Regions from separate parts of the Homo sapiens genome. Here region 1 is linked to region 2. A link is a contact called in ENCODE Hi-C or POLR2A ChIA-PET data. All regions are on one chromosome and are shown on one strand. Each heading gives the region's core, a stretch centred on a gene start or an enhancer-like site at or near the end of the contact. The rest is flanking DNA. Distances are from core to core; before and after follow the strand shown.

Region 1 (3,738 bases), core at 451-2,950, 350 kb before region 2:
AAAGCTTGCAGAGGAACGTAGAGATTGCACCTGCTGCCCATCTGGAAATTTCTAAAGGAGTTTTTGAAGGAGCCCATGGCTAGGGCTGAGATGGAACCATGGGAGTGTGAGCTTGGGAATAGCACGGGGGCATCCCCTTGGGCATTATTGAAAATGCAGGTAATAGTGGGCTACTTTTAGTAGCTTGCTTATGAGAATTCTGGGGTGTTTTCTGTGTCTCCAACCAGTTCAATTCTCCAGCACCAGCTATGTGTCCAACAATTCAATTCAATTAGACACTGTCTATCTGGAGTTAGCATCAGATCCCAGTCCCACAAAGCTGCCCCACTTCTCACTGACAGGCTATAGGCCGGGCACAGTGGCTCATTCCTACAATCCCAGCACTTTGGGAGGCCAAGGCAGGTGGATCACTTGAGGCCAGGAGTTCGAGACTAGCCTGGCCAACAGAGTGAGACTCCATCTCTATTTTTTTTACTAAAAAAAATTTTTTTTTTAATCTGGGGTCTCCACGACTCCTTCCTCAGGCTCAATAATTTGCTAGAAAGGCTCACAGAACTCAGGAAAACATTTACTTAGATTTACCAGTTTATTATCAAGGATATGACTCAGCAGCAGGTAAATGGGAGAGAGGCATCAGGTGAGGTATTGGGGGGTGGGGACTTGGGGCTTCCGTGCCCCCTCTGGGTGTGCCATCCTCCCAGCAGGTCAGTGTGTTTAAGCGTTTATGGAGCTCAATCCCAGCACCCCCTCCCTCCCTAGAGGTCAGTGGATGGGGCTGAAAGTTCTAACCCCCTAATCACCTGGTGTTTCTGGTGACCAGAGCCATCTTGAGGCCATCTAGGGCCCCTCACCTGTGTATGTGATCTGAAGGAGCTTGTTATGCATCCCAAAAGTCACCCCCATCACTCAGGAAATTCCAGGAGTTTTTGGAGCATTGTCTTAGGAAGCAGTGACAAAAACCAAATCTATTTTGTATTACATCACAAGGATGAAATGAGAAAGCGAATCTGAAGTGCCTGACACAGACTCTGGTACGGAGCAAGCACTTGAAAACGTTAGCTCCTAGGGTGATTTTTCCCAGCTTCCTTCCTTGACTTTCCTCTGGCCACCTCTCTTGCAAGTTCTCATTTGCTTTCATCTTCTCCCCAGTTCCTAAAAGGCATCCTGGGGGCTAGAAACCATAGGCTTTTTTTTTTTTTTTTTTTTTTTTTGAGATGGAACCTTGCTCTGTCTCCCAGGCTGGAGTGCAGTGGTGCGATCTCAGCTCACTGCAACCTCTGCCTCTCGGGTTTAAGCGATTCTCCTGCCTCAGCCTCCTGAGTAGCTGGGACTACAGGCATGCGCCACCATGCCTGGCTAAATTTTTTGGATTTTTAGTAGAGACGGGGTTTCACCATGTTGGTCAGGCTGATCTCCAACTCCTGACCTCAAAAGATCCGCCCTCCTTGGCCTCCCAAAGTGTTGGGATTACAGGTGTGAGCCACGGCGCCTGGCCAAAACCATGGACTATTACATTGTTTTGTGTGATGTGCTCAAATTTCTCATTTGCCTCGTCCCTCTTCTTAAAGCAATGAGTTTCAAGTGTTTGTGGCACTGAACTATAACTGAGAAGGGTACAAAACAGAAACATTCCCCTTGCCACAGCTGCCTTTCAGTGCCTTTCTACACATCAGATGCACCTTATGAGTCAAACTCCTTTAAGAGAGTCATTTTGCAGAGAAAAAACACAAACCGCTCAGGGTTTGCGGTGCATTCTAGTGCCAAGAGCAAATGCTTTAAAAATAGCACTTTAGGTATTAACTGCTAACAAAGCAAGAATTGACTGCTTCTGGCATGATTTGCATTTAGGGTTTTGGTTTGTTTTTTTTTAAGTTGATGCATAGCAGTTGACCTTTTAAGTCAAGTTTTAGGTCAGTTCTCCAGCACATTCTGAAAGCTCCTTAGTTTTGTCTCTTTTTTAAAAAACAGCTTTATTGGCTGGGCACAATAGCTCACCACTGTAATCCCAGCACTTTTGGAGGCCAAGGCGGGTGGATCACCTGAGGTCAGGAGCTTGAGACCAGCCTGGCCAACATGGCGAAACCCCATCTCTACTAAAAATACAAAAATCAGCCGGGTGTGCTGGCACGTGCTTGTAATCCCAGCTACTTGGGAGGCTGAGACAGGAGAATTGCTGGAACTTGGGACGTGGTGGTTGCAGTGAGCCGAGATTGCACCATTGCTCTCTAGCCCAGGTGACAGAATGAGACTCCGTCTAAAAAAAAAACCCAAAAAAACAGCTTTATTGAGATATAGATCACATACCATACAATTCAGCCATTTTGAATGTATAGTTCAGTGGATTTTACTATAATCACATGTTTACCTCACCACAATCAAATGTAAAACATTTTCATCACCCCACAAAGAAACCTCATATGTTTTAGCTATCATCTCCCTACCCTCTCCCCTCACCCATCTCCCAAGCCTCAGCAACCACACTGATCTACTTTCTGTCTCCATAGATTTCCCTTTTCTGGGCATTTCATATGAATAGGGTCACTTAATAAGTGGTCTTTGGGGACTAGCTGCTTTGAAAGCTCCTTGGTTTTATGTGTATCCCTCTTAAGATTCAAGTTCAAGGAATCCTACATTAATTCAGGGCTAAACTTTACTTTCATTGGAGGGGAATGAGAATGAGATCTGCAACACCTTGGAGTCTTCAGGAGAAGTTCCAGGATGGAGAGAAAAAAATCTGACATGTGATATGTGTTGTTCATCCATCCCTATTTTAGGGCTGAGGGTTATAGTTACATAATGTAGCAATTCCTGGCTGGAGTTCCTGCTTAGCCTTTTTTCATTTAGCATTTATCAAAAACTTCTCATTTCAATTAACAGGGCAAGCCCCTGTTGGCTATTGCCCTTTGTGGTTCAAATTGAGAGTGTAATTAATCATGGAGACTTCATATCTCAGTGAACGTCAGCTAATAAGATTGCCTCCAAGATGCAAGCTCAGCCCCAGCTGGACCAAGCTCTCCTGTGGGCTTCTCCTTGCACCTTCCAGGTGGGAGACTGATTCTATCCAAAACGAGGACGCAGTTTTACACGGGCTGCTCAAACAAGCCCTTTGCTCTGCCTTGTCCCAGTGCGAGATGGATGAGGCCTGCAGGTGTGGCTGATCCTATAGAGTGGACGCCTTCTAAAGATGTGCCGAAGTCCATCTGGCCCCAGGGAAACAGCCCTGGCACCAGCTCAACCCCCTCGATACAGATGGGCTTTAACTACAAGGGTCCAATTTGCCATCTGCCAAGCCTGGAGAGAATCGGTAGCATCCGGAGCCAGAGATCTCATTGTGGATGAATTTATAAAACCCTGGCTAGAAGAACTTGCAGCCCCACGCGTTCCCCACCAGCCAGCTGCCGGGCCGAGAGGAGCTGGGCAGGGCCCTTGAGGCAAGAGCATCGCTTGCAGAGAAGTTCCACATCCCCCAGCGGAGCCAGATGCCACTACTGGGGTTCGGTGCTCCGTGACCACATGAGTGAGCTGGAAGAGTGACCGCGGAACCTAGAAGACTTGCCTTGTAAAAACCTCTCTGACTCATGTTATGGGTTTGTGTCCCCCCAGAAAGCTAGGTTGACGTCCTAACCCCCAGAATGTGAACTTACTTGGGATAGGGTCTTTACAAAGGTAATCAAGTTGAAGTGAGATCATTAGGGGGACCCTAATCCAGTATGATGGGTGTCCTTATAAAAAGGAGAA
Region 2 (3,571 bases), core at 745-3,244:
TGTGTATGTGTGCGTGTGCGTGTGTGTGTGTGTGTGTGTGTGTATATATATATATATATATAAAACATATATAAACATCCGCCTCTTTGCTATTTACAGTTTGTTGAGAAAGTACCAAGAGCAAACCCCAGGGGGAAAGGTCTCATATTACAGGTTCTCCTAATTCTTTAAGCGCCCCTGACAACAGAACTATTTGGTTTTCCCATCCATGTTTACACTGTCATCCCGGTCTCTGCAGAATCGAGCATTTGTAAGTGGATTTTTATCTGGCTTCTTGGACACCACTTACTGGTAAACCACAGCTAAGGAAGGTTTTAAAAGCTTGGCTGGGAGGCAGAGAGGCCCCTGGTTAAGTATAAAAGCACACGTCGCTTACATTTTTTTCCCCATTAGATGATGGAGGAAAGACTCCTAAATGGTATGGCATGAAAACAAATTTTTAAAATTATTAATGATTTTCCCTAGTTCTGCAGACAGGTTGGTGAGTAAACCTCAGCCAGCTTGGGAGCTGGGCACCTTTCCATACCAGTTACACAATTTCACCTCCTTGCTTGCCTGGGTCCCAGTGCCCTCCAAACAGGCAAGAACTAGCCTTTATTTTTCTCTCCCCTTGCATTAAAGAGATGGATCTGCCCATTTGCAGCTCTGGCAACACTTCATTTAAAGTTGATCAGTCTTGCCAAATCGATAATCTGCTTTAAAATCAGCTTTCACCCAGCAATAATAGCTGGTTAGAGTTCATGTTTTTGCAAAGAGGTTGATTCTGACTCATTATGTTGTTAAACGGTTGTGCCATGCACAGCTGAATAAAGTTCTGGTGGATATCCAATTCCTGACTGTCAACTGTTGACCTCACAACTGCTTCCCCATTGATATAACCATCTGTTGTCATGGGAAAGATTGTCTGATATTTGGGTTAAATGCCACTGAAGTCATTCAATTTCCATGTGGAAAAATAACCCAGAGTAAATTGCCCTGTGAGGTACGGAAACTGTTTTTCCCAGAGATAGCGAAGCCGACAGAACATCCAAATAAAAGCAAAACAAAAACACGATCCCCCAGAGAACCCCTCATTTCTTCACGGGCTGAGTAACTTAATTTCATTTCGTGCATGAAGTATAAGAGTGTGTGCGTGTTAGTTAAACCCCGGCTCAGGTGTCCCAAGGTTGTGCGCTGGGGCTGCGGGGAGAGCAAAGTGCCCGGGGCTGCCGGATTTCGGCCCCGCTTCCCCCCAGCCCTCCACAGCGCCCCCCGCAGCCCCTGCTCACCCAGTCGAGGGGGGCGGACCCCGCGGCGTCCTGCGAGCCCGGCCCGGGCACGGCTCCCGAAAGGCGCGCCACGACCCCTTTTGACACTTTCCCTCCTCCGTGATGGAGCAACTACTTAACATGCAAAGTTTTCCCCAGCCTGCCCGGCTTGCTCGGGATCATTTCAGTAGCTAAATTGGCTTCTTTCCGAAAAGGCTGCCAAGAGACACGAAACCTTGGGGACACACTTTGCTCCTTTATAAGACGAACGCAGACCCGGGGTGTCCTCTCTTGCGAGCTCTGACCCCCCTCCTCGTCCCACGTTTCACTGAGCCTCCTTCCCAGCTCCCCCCCACAGATCCCCGCTCCGCTCCCAGGGCCCCGCACTACACCAATCTTACTTTTTCTCTCCGCCACCGGTGCTTCGGGGGATGATCCGACGATCAAACAGAGGAGCCAGAAAGCTCTAGCTGTCATTTTTGCAGACAGGGTTCCCAGGCTCTAAAAGTGAGCCTGGTCTTTTGCTTGCTTTCTCTCCCCCAACCCCTTCTCCACACCCCCACCCCCGTTCATGCTAATGAGGGGCAGCCTTTGGGGAAACGGGAATCACTCGCTGAGCAGACCATTGGAACAAAACCGAGCCGCAGGGATTTCTCCCTCTTCCTTCCTAAGGAGGACGAGCACATGGCCTTGCAAAGTTGTCCCCGGGAATGTCTGTCCTGTGATCTGCGGGCGAGGAGAGCATCACAGCCTAAACTTTAAACCTGTGTGCGTTTGCGCGCTGGGGTGGGGGCAGCAAAGGGTGGGGTGACAAGTGCAGAGAATAAGCGTGTTTCGGGACTGAGGGACTGGGTGGGGGAGAACGAGTGACGGGAGCTTTTTTCTAGATTAGGTCAACAACAAATAGGAAAATAGTGCTTAAGACAGCGTGGGTTTGTGGAAGGGAGATTCCAGATGACAGAGAATGTATCCTGGAATGTGTGTGTTAGGCAATTTCTAGAGAAACCAAGTCACTGCTTCCTTAGTAAAACTGTTTCATTATATATCACAGCTCATTGTAACCTCTGCCTCCCGGACTAAAGCGATTCTCGTGCCTCAGCCTCTCAAGTAGCTGGGATTACAGGCATATGCCACCATGCGAGGCTAATTTTTGTATTTTTAGCAGAGACGGGATTTCACCGTGTTGGCCAGGCTGGTCTCAAACTCCTGACCTCAAGTGATCCACCCACCTTGGCCTCCCAAAGTGCTGGGATTACAGCATGAGCCACCACGCCGGGCCCAGAGGTCTAATTATTAATCAGAATGTTGCCTGTTGAGGCCAGGCAGGGTGGTTCATGCCTGTAATCCCAGTACTTTGGGAGCCCGAGACAGGAGGATCTCTTGAGCTCAGGAGTTCAAGACCAGCCTGAGCAACATGGAGAGAACCTGTCTCTACAAAAAATACAAAAATTAGCCAGGCATGGTGGCTCGCATCTGTGGTCCCAGCCACTTGGGAGGCTGAGGTGGGAGGATCACTTGAGCCTAGGAGGTGGAGGTTGCAGTGAGCCGAGATTGTGCCACTGCACTCCAGCCTGGGTGACAGAGAGAGGCCCTGTCTCAAAAAAAAAAAAAAAAAAAAAAGAAGAAGAAGAAGAAGAAGAAAGAAAAGAAAGAGGAGGAGCCAGGCACAGTGGCTCACGCCTGTAATCCCAGCATTTTGGGAGGCCAAGGCAGGCGGATCACGAGGTCAGGAGTTCAAGACCAGCCTGGCCAAATTAGTGCAACCCTGTCTCTACTAAAATTACAAAAAAGTTAGCAGGGTGTGGTGGCACACACCTGTAGTCCCAGCTACTCAGGAGGCTGAGGCAGGAGAATCGCTTGAACCTGGGAGGCAAAGGTTGCAGTGAGCTGAGACTATGCCATTGCACTCCAGCCTGGGTGATAGAGTGAGACTTTTGTCTCAAAAAGAAAAAAAAAAAGAGGAGGAGGAGGAGAACGAAGAAGAAGAAGAAGGAGAGCAGGGCCAGGTGTGGTGGCTCACGCCTGTAATCCCAGCACTTTGGGAGGACAAGGTGGGTCGATCACGAGGCCAGGAGATCCAGACCATCCTGGCTGACACAGTGAAACCCCGTCTCTACTGAAAATACAAAAAATTAGCCGGGCGTGGTGGCGGGCGCCTGTAGTCCCAGCTACTCAGGAGGCTGAGGCAGGAGACTGGCGTGAACCTGGGAGGCGGAGCTTGCAGTGTGGCGCCACTGCCCTGCCCTCCAGCCTGGGTGACAGAGTGAGACTCTGTCTCAAAAAAAAAAAAAAAAAAAAAAAAGAAGGAGAGGAGGAAGAGGAGG

Evidence for each region. A loop is a pair of places that touch in the nucleus more often than their neighbours do. ChIA-PET counts read pairs that join two places held with the same protein, here RNA polymerase II (POLR2A). Pooled maps may share reads with other maps.
Region 1: a map with no recorded cell type shows a loop between it and region 2 (3-fold over the local background). The contact joins the enhancer-like site here to the promoter of C17orf58 in region 2. A Hi-C loop is called at or near these places in 1 of 37 single-sample maps with no recorded cell type and 1 of 50 pooled maps. POLR2A ChIA-PET finds 5 or more read pairs at or near these places in 2 of 52 experiments (B cell and activated naive CD4-positive, alpha-beta T cell).

Annotation. Positions count from the first base shown.
Region 1 is chr17:67,649,256-67,652,993 of GRCh38, forward strand. The region is part of intron 6 of PITPNC1 (phosphatidylinositol transfer protein cytoplasmic 1); the gene reads left to right. Among named protein-coding and RNA genes, the nearest start is that of NOL11, 67 kb to the right of the region's middle. RefSeq lists enhancers at 1,345-1,504, 2,185-2,264. Within about 2 kb of position 1,701, at least 3 of the 41 ENCODE cell types and tissues checked have a DNase peak (open chromatin) inside an H3K27ac peak, as active enhancers do.
Region 2 is chr17:67,994,475-67,998,045 of GRCh38, forward strand. C17orf58 (chromosome 17 open reading frame 58) reads right to left here and starts at 1,995. Exons shown (of 4, transcript NM_001382359.1): 1 at 1,649-1,995. The coding sequence starts at 1,724. RefSeq lists a silencer at 1,225-1,314.